Regions from separate parts of the Mus musculus genome. Here region 1 is linked to region 2. Evidence: chromatin contacts called from ENCODE Hi-C or POLR2A ChIA-PET data. All regions are on one chromosome and are shown on one strand. The core of a region is the stretch at or near the end of the contact, and the rest is flanking DNA. Distances in the headings are between cores, read along the strand shown. Region 1 holds the start of Tnfrsf23 (tumor necrosis factor receptor superfamily, member 23). Region 2 holds the start of Tnfrsf26 (tumor necrosis factor receptor superfamily, member 26).

Region 1 (6,786 bases), core at 792-3,291, 58 kb before region 2:
TATATCTCTCCTTTTTCATTGCACTGCAGAAAGAGCAGAGAGGGAAAAAACCCCAGAATCCTCACATATTCCCAAGCAGCAAGCTACCCAGAAGCAACCTGAAAGTATCCCAAGAAAGGGTATGATATATACATATTACAATAGATAATACATCTATTCTAGGGGTGAGAAGATTCTCCTGGTATTGAATGAGTCCAACTCTTCCATTGTGGGCACCCTTCATCTCTGCAGGAAGACCATCAAGGGTCACTGGGCTCATGAGAATGTCACCCAACTGCTTTGAACCATTAGGGGCTTCCTGGAACAGTATGACATCCCACTATCCCACCTTAAAGAGCAAGGGTAGAGATGGCTGGAGAGATGACACAGCCAATAAGAGGATATGCTGTTCTTGCAGAGAACACCAGTTTGATCTCCAGACTCATATCAGGCAGATTACAGCCATGTGTATCTCCAGCTATTGGAGATATGTCACCTCGAGCCTCTGGAGGCACCTGTGCGCATGGACACGCACGCGCGCGCACACACACACACACACACACACACACACATGCACACACACACATTTTAAAATAAATGTTTTAAAGGAGCAAAGGGCAGAGGGCAGAGAAGGACCTGGAGCACAAATATCTAGCCCAGGGTAGACAGGCCTCTTCCTTTCACCTCCCCTCCACCTACAGTGTGGGACAAGGCAGATCTGTAAACTGTATGCAGAAAAGGAAAGCCACTAGCCTCCCCCTGCTCCCGAGCTACTCAGAGACTGGTGGGACAACAGCATCCACAAGTGCACAGTCCTCTCCTCTTCCCTTCCTCTACTTTCCCTCTGCTTCCCAAGGGTGAGGGACAGTTCAGCGTGTTGAACTAACCAAACTTTCTAAACACTTGTTTGTGTTTTGATTTGGTTTACTCCTGAGCAGACACCAGCCTGAGGGAAGACAAGAAATAGAAGAGCATCAGGCTGGCCAAGGAATTGGCCCCTCCCACTCCCCAGCCTAGGTGAGGGCAGATGGGCACAGGCTCCACTCCCTGGCCCTAGGGAGAGAGGCAAGAGATGAATTAAAGAGTACCAGGTGCCTGGAGCCAGGCTCCTCTTCTTTGGGGCAGCCATTGAAATCCAGGTCTCTGAGTCCTCCCTCATTTTAAAGAGGAAGTGGCATTTGGAAGGGAGATGGATGGGGCTGGTAGTGGGCCACTTTTTCGAATACCTGGAGGGGGCGGGTGGAACAGATGAACCAACCCAAGTTCCCTAGAGAAATAAGCATTCTACTTCCTGTGTTAGACTAGTAGACTTGGCTTAAATGTCCTGTGTCCCATGAGCTTGGATTGGCACACACAGTGGAGCTAAACACAGTGAAAGGAAGAAGAGGTGAGGGACTCACAGTCCAGGGATGTTCATACAGCCCTCCTCCCCCGACACACCCCCCCCAACCCCAGCACTGGAAGAGTGCCTACGAGTCCTGGATATTTTGAGGTCCTCAGAGTCAGCGAGTCCCACACAGCCCCTCAGACTCTGACAGTGAAGCCTTCAGCTGCTGCTCCAGACCATTGACCAGTGAACACTCACAGGAAAGCTACAGGGATAGAGTTACTTCAAACTTCCCCATGTTGAGCTAAGACAGTGTGTGTTGTAGCTTATCTTCCTCTTTTTGTTTGTTGCTTTTGAGAAGGTTTACAGTCTGCTGCAGTCTGACTTTTATAACGATTCCAGCTCTAGTTCATGCCTCTCCCTCCACTCAGGTCCAGGAAAATTTTTAATTAACTTATAATAAAGAGCAGTATACTGTAATGGAAAACAAACGAAGGCAGAGAATTCGACTTTAGCTTGCTGCTTATAACAAATATGATTCTGTTAATAACGTCACAGGCATTTAAAATTACTGTATTTATAGAAAACTAGATATTACTGAGCACTGATGGTGGTGGGAAGGCAAGAGTGGTGGCGCTGGACCCGCCCACGAGATTAGGCAACCATACAGAAACCAATCCGCTGACAAGAGGCGTGGCCACCAGCTTGAAATAGAGCTCCTCCAGCTGAGTGACACCATGCTAGCTCACAGCCATGGTTACCTTCAGCCACGTCTCCAGTCTGAGTCACTGGTTCCTCTTGCTGCTGCTGCTGAATCTGTTCTTGCCGGTGAGTAGATATGGCCCTGCGGAGCTGAGATTCGCGCTGGGCACCGGATCCCCGGGCTGCAGAGGAAAGCTACTGCGGGCGGTGAATTGGCTCTTCCGCCAGGGTCAGCCTTGGCACCGCCAACCAACTCCTCAGAACTTCGTCCAGAGTTAAGTGGTCCAGAGTTGGGGAATTGTGGAGGTGAAGCAGAGGCAGGGGAATGGCCAAGCGGGTAGCCAGAGAAAGTGTGTCCGGTTGGTCCCTGAGCTCCCGGACAAGACGGACACGCCTCTCCTCGCTTTCTCATCTGAAAGCGGTCCTTCCGAAGGTGACTCGGGAAAGTGCCATTGCGGACTGCAGTGGCCCGCGCGACTGTGCGCCTTGGGTGGGTCCGGCCCGGCTCGTCTTGGGGTGTAGTACTAACTACTACAAAAGGATCTGTGTGGAAGGCCTGGCTATGCCTTTCCTGGGCCTTTCGGGTCTCTGCTAAGTTCGTCCCGAGATCGCTTCTTGTCTCTTTAATCTTAAACTGCAGTTAAACCTAAGTTAGTGGGCAGCCTGATCTACATAAGGAGTCTCAGAACAGCCAGAACTACACACAGAAAGGCTGAAAACCAAAACAAACTAACGGAAAAAAAAAACCCAAAAAAACCAAACAAATAAAAAAAAAAACCAAAACCAACCAAACAACCAAACAAAAAACCTAGACAATCCTGTAAATGACATTTTAGTTACAGCCAACTTAATTTTATGTCAATTTTCTCTCATAAGAGTCTTCAAACCCAAAAATAGGCAGAAAAAGGTTTATGTTTTATAACCTGTAAGGATATCCATTTTCTAACACATTCAGATCTTTAGTTATAACAACAACAACAACAACAAAATAACCCTTAGATTGTTCTAAGATAGTATCTGAGCAGTCAGAGACCACTTACATGTAATCAGCATTTCTTTAAACCATCTAGGAGCTGGTTAATAGTAATTCTTTGCTAGCTGCTGGTGAGCAGCTTTCACAGAAATGGACCTAGAGGGCATCCAGCTTCCCTGGGAATCTCCTGGGCAAGGGGCCAGAGGATATGCAACTCAGAGGTGACTTCAAAGTTCCCAGCACTTTGAGGGACTTCGAACATATTTCACAGGCAGGTTTCACATGGGATGGCCCTTGACCCTGAAATCTCTTCCCATCCCTATTAGGGCTCTGGGGCTCCATGCCTGCCCAGGCACCGCCTGAAAAGTGGTGCATTTTGTCGTCCAGAAATCCCCAGAAACAATCTAGACAATATTAGGCTGTTTTTGTTTTTGTTGTTGTTTTAAGGTTGTTGTAAAGAAAAAATGGTGATCGTCTCAAATAATGCCACAAAAAGAAGGTACTCCAAAGAAAGACTGAGGGTGAGCTGGGCGGGGTAGTGCACGCCCTTAATTCTAGCAATTGAGAGACGAGGTAGACATGTTTGTGAATTTGGGTTTAGTCTGATCTTTATAGTGAGTTCTAGAACAGCCAGACTGTGTATGAGACACTGTCCTGTAAAAGTCAAAAATAAAAATAAAAGACTGAAGATAACATCTCTTTCAAGAATATTTTTTAAAAAGACTATCCTCAAAGAATATTGAAATTTTAAAAAATAGGGTATGTGTGTAGATTTTTGGTCTTTTGAGACAGGATTTCTCTGTGTAGCTCTGACTGTCCTGGAATTTGCTCTGTAGACCAGGCTGGCCTTGAACTCAGAGGTCTGCCTGCTGGAATTAAAGACATGGGCTGTGAAGATATCCTACTAAATCCACTGTCTAACCTGTGGTCATGTCCTTCCTAAGTGTAAGTACAGGTGAAGCAGGCCATCTCCAAGGGGTAAAATAGTATTGCCTTCAGGGCAGTGATGAAGTGTCAGCTTCAACATATAATAATGGTGACGATGAATCAAGATGAAGGTATTGAACCTAGGAACCCTAAAAAGAAGACTCCTGCCTGGCGAGTTAAGGGCAGAATTCCTGACAAAATAAATGGGCAGAGAATACCAGAAAGATAGAGATAGATAGATAGATAGATAGATAGATAGATAGATACATAGATACATAGATATATAGATACATAGATACGTAGATACATAGATACATAGATATAGATAGATAGACAGACACAGACAGACAGACGGACAGAAGACAGATACATACATACATACACACACACACAAACACACGGACAGAGAGAGAGAGAGAGAGAGAGAGAGAGAGAGAGAGATCCTATCTATGAACCAGGAAAATCCTGTGGCCAAGGAATTTCTCCTGAAGGCTGGACAACACTGGCTAGCTATGAGATCAGAACACAGTGGTAAGGATGAATGATGATGGCTCCCACAAATGTATAGATGGGCCCTAAGGGTTGATGCTGTGGAGAATTTTTTTCCAGAGTGTGTACCATAAAAATGCAAATATAAAGAAGTGAGCCTCAGTGCTCATTTTTTTTGTAAAGAGCTCAAGTGACTAGAGTAGTAAGTATATTAATATCTCCATTTAACAGATGAGAAAAGTGAGACATGGGGATGGTAAATAGTGAATATCCTATTAATCCATAGACTCTGTTAGCTTGTGTGATATCATGGCTCCACACATGTTCTTTCAATCCCCTATAAATGATCAATGATCACTACATCAAACTTTGGGGTTTTTTATGGTTTGTTTTTTGTTTTTTTGTTTTGTTGTCTTTGTTATTTGCCTCTGTTTCATGTAGCATGTATCAGTATCTGGGGTGCATTAAGTAATGGCTACTCTTGTAGAGTAACAAGGCTCAGTTCCAAGCACCCACACATGTTTGTAATTCTAGTCCCAGGAATCTGCTGCCTTCTTCTGGCCTCCTCAATCACTGCACACACATGGTATATATGCATTCAAGCAGGCACACACTCATAAACACAAATATAAATCTTTAAAGTCATCTGTTGCAGAACTAGAAATATAGCACATTAGCAATTAATTAGTGCCTAGTGTGAGCCCTGGGTTTAATCCTCAGTACTACAATAAAATAAAGTAAAACCAGTTATTTACTTACAATTACTTGAGGCTTTGAGTAATGAAAGACCAAACAAAATTAGATTTTACTTATTTGTTGATTTATTCATTTATTTTAGTATTTGATTTTGTTTATTTGTTTAAGTGTTTCCTAAAGGGTTGTTAAGTATGTCACTTGTCTGCAATTCCTGAGGCCAGAGAGGACATCAGATTCTCATGAACTGGAGTTACAGGTGACTGTGAGCCTCTTGCATGGTTGCTGGGAACCAAACTCTGGCCTTCTGCAAGAACAGAATATGTTTGGGTTTTTTTTTGGGGGGGGGGTCTTGTTGTTTTAAGACAAGCTCTGACTATCCTGGAACTCAGGAGATTCACCTTTCTTTGCCTCCGGAGTGCTTGGATAAAGATATGTACCGCTCTGCCTGGACGACATATGCTCTTACCTGCTATCTCTCCAGCCCAAGAAACACATCTAAAGCTTTGGTGTACTTAGAGAAATAGTATGTGAAGGAGGTAAATTAAAAGAAAAAACAGGGGCTGGAGAGATGGCTCAGAGGTTCAGAGCATTGACTGCTCTTCCTGAGGTCCTGAGTTCAATTCCCAGCAACCACATGGTGGCTCACAACCATCGATGCCCTCTTCTGGTGTGTCTGAGGACAGCTACAGTGTACTCACATACATAAAAAAAAAACAATTCTTCAAAAAAAAAAAGAAAAGAAAGAAAGGAAGGAAGGAAGGAAGGAAGGAAGGAAGGAAGGAAGAAAGAAAGAAAGAAGACAAGAAAGAAGGAAGGAAGGAAAGAAAAAACAAAAAACAAGGCAGAGCTCTCACTCCTTTGTCCTTTTGCAAGTTGTTCCAACTGGTGTCTCTATCTGCAGCCCCAGCATAGGGAGCAGCCATCAAAGCTTGAGGTTCAGATTATAGGATCCCAATAGGTCACAAGTTGTGCTAGAAAATTTGCTGCTGCTGCTAGAAGTGAACTAGGGATGGAGTGGAGTGGGCATGATACTGCTGTGCAAAAAGCCAAGAGCCACTAGACTTGGCAGTGGTGTATTGTACAACCTTCCATGGGCAACTGCAGGCTTCAGAGTTCTACAGCATAGCATCAGCCACAGCGTAGCATCAGATAGTCCCTGCTGGGCTCTGCACAAGGAGGCCCTGCCTTGGTACTTCCTTTTCCACCATTATCCAAACCATCCTCTGCAGTTACCATAAGTATGAGCTGCCCCTTGTCCTTTTCCACTCACAGGTAATATTTGCTATGCCTGAATCATACTCCTTCAACTGTCCCGATGGTGAATACCAGTCTAATGATGTCTGTTGCAAGACCTGTCCCTCAGGTGAGTTCTTCAATGAGACCCAGTGCCACAGCATAGACATGGGTGAGCTTTGGGGCACACCAGTGGCTATACAAGATGAGGAGGGTGTGGATCAGGGAGCTCAACTCAGCCATTGCCTACTCTTTCAAACTCTAGGAGATGCTTCCTAACCAAGGTACACAGACTGTCACCCCTAAAGGAGGCCCTCTGTCTGTTCAAGAGGGTTGGTGTGAGTATTCATTGCAAGGCCTCACTAATATAGGGTCACCCAACTCTCCATCCTTCAAGGCATGAGTTCTATGCCCATATCCAAAGGCACCCAGCTAAGAGGAAGGGTCAAAAAAGCGAGCT
Region 2 (6,038 bases), core at 3,101-5,600:
GCCTTCTTCCCCAGGTGGAAAGACTCCGACTGGGTCCAGCTGGTGGCAGTTCATGTCACAGGCCTGAACCCACCTGGACACACTCACTTTCTGTTAGCACAGTCTCATGCCACTGCTGCCAGCACTCTTACTCCCTTACATTCTGGTCCTCCACACCAGCTCGAAGGCAAGTGATTCTCTGCTAATACAAAATACATTTTTCTCTATGCTCTATTTAGTGTATATATTCTCAAACAAGTAATTTAACAAAAACAAGTTTTCTAACTCAGATATGACCAATTGATATAGCTCTCAATCTTGTCAGAAGTTGCCAATTATTAATATCTTTAAGTTTATGACAGACAGAATCTCCCAAAGCCTAACAGCTTACCCAACAAGGTCTCAGAAGATATAGACACATCTACAAGAGGCTGTTTGGATTGTGGTATGATAACCATTGAGAAACACTGTGGACAAGACTGGATATCCTAAGAGTCAACTGACTCATATTGCCTAAGTCAAGGTGAGTCATTTCTCATTTCACATGTTATCTGTTCCACAGAGAAAAGGCTCTTTGTCTTCTGGGCTTGAAAGCCAGACTAACTCTACCCAAGTCGCCATGAGACCACAGGGAACTGTTTAGGTAGTGGATTATAGATGAACTCTGTCATTTTTAATTAATACGTGACTTCTAGATTATAATTTATTCATCCCCACATTTCTGACTACATTGACAGATAACGTAGCTGTAGCTTGACAGCTAGAAAACAGACCTAGCTCCTTACCCTAAGGCAATCTACAACTATATTTACTCATTAATAAATTCATTAACTATCTAAGATGCCAGATTTCTTACAGACTTCATGATAAATGATATATAAGTTCAGATACAGGCTTTCACAGATGTAATCTGTTACTTCCTTACCTAAACTTTGTTTCCATTGACAAAATGTCTCATATTTCCTCTCCTTGCTATACCACTGCCCTAACATTAAATATCTCCACTATACAATCCAATTGAATAGTCACAAATTCAAATTTTAAGTTTTCTTTGGTTGTCTTTTAACTAAATTTAAAGTGATGTATATTCAGTCTCCTAGACAAGAGGAAAAGACCCTTGATCCTTCTGCTCCAAAAATGGCTCTTCTTAAGGATTCTTCATGTTGTTAGCTCATGTTGTTATTTCTTTTGTAAACTTATAAGCTACAGGAAAACCACGCAGTTCTATCTCTCATGGACCAAATAGACTCCATCCAGATAAGTACATCTGCTAATCAATAGCCTAAAGTTCCCACTTATTACCTATTCTAGAGGGTGGGATTCCTCTGGGTTTCAATGTACATCTAAGAAAAAAAAATCTCTTTTTCCCAAACATACGTAATCTTTTTCTCTACCTATAGTGTGTGTGTGTGTGTGTGTGTGTGTGTGTGCGTGCTTCAGCATCTTGTCAAGTCCAGGTGCTTACTACATCTAGGACAGCTCTAGAGAAGCAACTTCCAGATGCTCCAATCTCCTCTCACAGACACAGATCCTTCTACTAGACTTGTTTCTTCTGATCTATCCACAGACAGTCCACAGACCCTGGACAGCAAGGAAAAAGTCAATTCTCCTAAGACTGAACCAACATTCCCATACCCTCTTTCCTAGGTTTCCTAGAGATACATGGCCCCAAAATCAGCAGGAAGTAGATAAAGATCACAACAACCCTATTCCTGCTCCACCATCACCTCTTTCTAATTTTTTCTTTTTAATTAAATCAAAATGGGGGAATGTTAGCATTTTGTCTAAGCTCTACCCCACAGTTACTTAGCAATGGCCAGGTATGCCTGACTCATTATAAAAGGGGCTGCTTGCCCCCTCCACTCTCTCTTGCTCTTTCCTTCTTGCTCCTTCTCTGTTCTCTTGCCCCTTCCCTGCTCTCTCCCCATTCCTCTTCCCATCTCTCTCCACATACTCATTGCCAGCCCCCCTCCCCCTTTCTCTGTCTCTACTACCCTCTCATCTCCCATCCCCATGCCCTGAATAAACTCTATACTATACTGTCATGTAGCTGGTCTTGAAGGAGGAAGAGATGCCTCAGCATGGGCCTGCCGAGGTACCCCTTCCCCCACACCTGACTACATACCCACCAAAACATATTCCTCCTCTATTTATCTTTTTATAAACACAACAATCTTCTGTAAATATTAGTTTCCAGCATTTCTGGAGGCATCTGTCCTTAGGCAGGGAGGGGCTTACAGATTAGAGGCATTTTTGTTTCACACACCTCTTAGGCACAGTAATAAAAACTTAAAGCATAACTCTGTTTCTCACATAACCTGAATAAAAAGCAGTTTATCTGGGATGGCTGAGAACTAGCCAACTATTTTTCTCCAGACACTGTATGCACCTATGTGGCTTTTTGGAAATTACCATAAACCTAGCTGATGTCAAGTGACTCATGACTTCCTGGTAGCTCCTCCACTCAGCACTCATGATTGCTGACTGGACCAGCCTGCTCATTCACTGAGCTTCTGATGAACCGTTTCCTTTACTCTTTTCTCTCTTTCTTTTTTTTTTATGCCCTAGAGTTCTGCATATCCAAACATCAGGCCCAGCCTTGCCACATCCTCAGTCATACCTGTGAGGGTGTCACACCTGTGGTACTTCATCAGAGCCAGTGTGTGTGTGTGTGTGTGTGTGTGTGTGTGTGTGTGTGTGTGTATAGAGGGAGGCAGGGAGGGGGAGAGAGAGAGAGAACAGAAAGGGAGTTGGATGTAGTAGTCCATGCCTTTAATTCCAACACTCAGAGGCAGGAGAATATTCATGAATTCAAAGCCAGTTCAGTCTAGGTAGTGAGCTCCAAGACAGCCGGGACTATCTTGAGAGAACCTGTCAAAAAAAGAAGGAAAGAGCCGGGCAGTGGTGGCTCATGCCTTTAATCCCAGCACTTGGGAGGCAGAGGCAGGCAGATTTCTGAGTTCGAGGCCAGCCTGGTCTACAAAGTGAGATCCAGAACAGCCAGGACTATACAGAGAAACCCTGTCTCCCCCTAGGGCAGCTCTAGGCTTGTGTGTGTCAGAGGGGGTCGTCTCTGCTGCCTGAAGTATTGGTTGTTGGGGGTCTATGATGCCTATATTGATTGATTGGTGGAGGTCTCTGCTACCTGCAGTATTGATTTGTGAGTGTTGAATAGCAAACTCAGGACCTGAGGTCCCTCTCCCCACATGGCCCAGCTCAGTCTGGTCCACTCTGGACTCTCTCAGCTGTCTCTGTGCTCTCCCACATACCAACCATAGACTTTCTCTTCCACCATACCTAGGAGTTCTTTTCCTTTCCATTTCTTTTTTTTTTTTTCATTCACTTCATAACAATAACTACTGAAGCAACTCTCTAGCACTAACAGTAAGCATTTTTAACCACTGAGTTCCTCCACCTTGTTTTGTTGAGATATGATCTCTGGAGCATGCTGAGTAGGCTAGGTTTCTTGGTTTTTGTTTCATTTTTGTTGTTTGTGTTTGATCAGGGTTTCACATAGCCCAGGCTGGTCTGGACCTCAGCTGAGGATGACCTTGAGGTTTTGAGCCTCCTACAGACATTTCCTTTGTGCTAGGATTACAGGTGTGTACTATCAGTGACTGGGTAGCCATGGTAGGGGTGGAACGCAGGGGATGCATGCCAGGTATCATTCTACCAACTGAGTCACATCCCTAGCCACCAGCTCCCAAAGACATATCATATAGACTTTTGCAATCAAGCCAAGTCCACCCATCCACCTTCAGAACTTTCCAATCTTACTGAAATAAAACTGTAACCCCATGAGCTACTTACTCACTGTCCGTCCCTCTCCAGTCTAGGTGTTTCATTCTGCTTTCTGCTTCAGTAGGCCTGAGACTCTAGGGTTCTCAGAAGTAGATGCATAAGCTCTTTGTCCTTTTGAGACCATCCAGCTCCTTGTGGCCTAGGGCTCTGTAGGGACGCCTAACGTATATGAGGCTCTCCTTCCTCTTTATGGCTGACCCACAGTCCTGGTCTAGTTCATTGGTCAATGCATGCACGCATCGCTTAAGCTGCCTCAGCTTTCAGACTTCTTGACGCTGAAGTGCCTTTTGCTGCTGCTTAGTGCCAGTGGAGCCCTGAGAGATTTTGAAGAACTTCTCTGTAAACTTTCAAAACACTAACAGCTCAATTGAGCAAGGAAGTCAGTCTTTCTTTGGACCGGAAGCAGGGGGTGGTTTTTTTTTGTTTTTGGTTTTTTTTTTTTTTTTTTTTTTTTTGCCTCGCTGGCAAGGCAGCATCTGGACTGCAGCAGGCTAGTCCTCACAACTCCTCAAGCATCTCTCTCGGCTCTGCCTTGTCCTACCTTTTTTTTTTTTTTTTTTTTTTTTTTTATCATGACCAGGCTGCGACTTCTGCTACTGCTGGGGCTGCTTCTGAGGGTGAGTAGAGGCACAAGTGTGTGGGAACCATAGCGGAGCCCCAGCAGGCTATCATGGTCACAGCAGTACACAGGATCTTGTTTAGTGATAAGGCTGGGTCTCCTTTCTCAGCTCCTTTCCTGTATGGTGGAGGTGGAGAATGGGGTGAGGGGATTTAACAGAGAAGGAGTTGGTTTTATATCTTTATCTTTTCTTGTTACAAAGCAGTGGAACCCCCCCCCCCCATTTAACTTTTCTCTTTCCTCTTCTCCTCTCCTCTCCTCTCCTCTCCTCTCCTCTCCTCTCCTCTCCTCTCCTCTCCTCTCCTCTCCTCTCCTCTCCTCTCCTCTCCTCTCCTCTCCTTCCTTTCTTTCTTTCTTTCTTTCTTTCTTTCTTTCTTTCCTCCTCCTCCTTTCTTTCTCTCTCTCTCTCTCTCTCTCTCTCTCTCTCTTCTTTGTTTTTTTTCTTTTTTTGAGACTAGTAATTCTGGCTGTCCTAGAACTCACTGTGTAGACTAGCCTGTCCTCAAACTCAAATTCACAAATACCCATCTACATCTGCCTCCTGAGTACTGAGATGAAATGCATGATCCAACATGCCTTGCTAACTTTTCTACAAAAATGGTTTCATCATTTTCTGAGAGTCTCTTGTTCCGTCTTACCTTATAAACATTTGTCTTTTATTTTAATTATATGTATGGTGTGCGTGTGTGTGAGAGAGAGAGAGAGAGAGAGAGAGAGAGAGAGAGAGAGAGAGAGAGACTGTATACCTATGTAGAGTGCCTGTGGAAGCTAGTGGGTATCAGACTCCCTAGATCTAGAGTTACTGATTATTGTAAGCTACCATGTGGGTGCTGTCCTTTGCAAGAACAAGTGCTCTTAACTACGGAGTCATACTTCCAGCCACTAGTTTTTATTTTTAATAATTTTTCGTTATTTTACTTATTTATTGGGGGGTCAAGAGTTGGTTCTGTCCTTCAACCATGTGGCTCCCAGGAATCAACGTTAGGTTATCAGGCTGGCTAGCAAGCACCTTTCCCTCTAAAGCATCTTGCCAGTCCATTCCTCCTCCCTCTTTTGAGGCAGATATTATATAGCCCAGACTGGGCTCCCAGCCTGGTCTTCATACCTCAGCTTCGTGACAATTGGAATCCCAGGCCTGAGCCGCCAAGCCTTGACTACAAAAGTTGGCATTTTTCAAGTGTGAGGTTTTTTCCCCTCAAAATTGTGCTGTCAGCCTGGTGTGGGATGCATAGGCCTGTAATCCCAGTACTTGGGAGGATAAGTAGTTCAAAGTCGTCCTCAGCTACATAGGGAGCCCAGATTATAGAACACTGTCTCAAAATTGCTGTTGTTTTGAACTGCTAATGTAGCTGGTTTGTGATAGAAGCTGACAGAAGCAGTCTGACTCTCGCTTAACCTCACACCAAACAAGAGTGAAAGTAGCCTGAAACAGTGACACCTTCCTCCCACTGTCTGTTGAGAAAAAAAAAAAAAAAGAGAGAGATTCTCTCTTCTAGAAAATAGTGCCTTCCAAGTGGCTGGCCTTCAGTCAGTGGTCCTCAGCTACCTCTGGGTTTTTGTGAACCTCCAAAGGTGTCAAGTGTCCACAGGCTAAGAAATGTGCTCAGCTCTCTCCCTAAGGGACTTGCATGGATGAGCA

The links. Hi-C counts contacts between places; a loop is a spot of excess contacts on that map. ChIA-PET counts read pairs that join two places held with the same protein, here RNA polymerase II (POLR2A).
Region 1: a loop to region 2 is called in a map of T-helper 1 cell, with 2.1 times the contacts of the local background. The contact joins the promoter of Tnfrsf23 here to the promoter of Tnfrsf26 in region 2. A Hi-C loop is called at or near these places in 13 of 37 maps with a recorded cell type or tissue (ES-E14, T-helper 1 cell, T-helper 17 cell and 6 more). POLR2A ChIA-PET finds 5 or more read pairs at or near these places in 2 of 5 experiments (Patski and embryonic stem cell).

Annotation. Positions count from the first base shown.
Region 1 is chr7:143,681,130-143,687,915 of GRCm38, reverse strand. It overlaps Tnfrsf23 (tumor necrosis factor receptor superfamily, member 23), which reads left to right and starts at 2,041. Exons shown (of 6, transcript NM_024290.4): 1 at 2,041-2,134; 2 at 6,366-6,456. The coding sequence starts at 2,060.
Region 2 is chr7:143,626,157-143,632,194 of GRCm38, reverse strand. It overlaps Tnfrsf26 (tumor necrosis factor receptor superfamily, member 26), which reads left to right and starts at 4,350. Exons shown (of 8, transcript NM_175649.5): 1 at 4,350-4,397. The coding sequence starts at 4,353.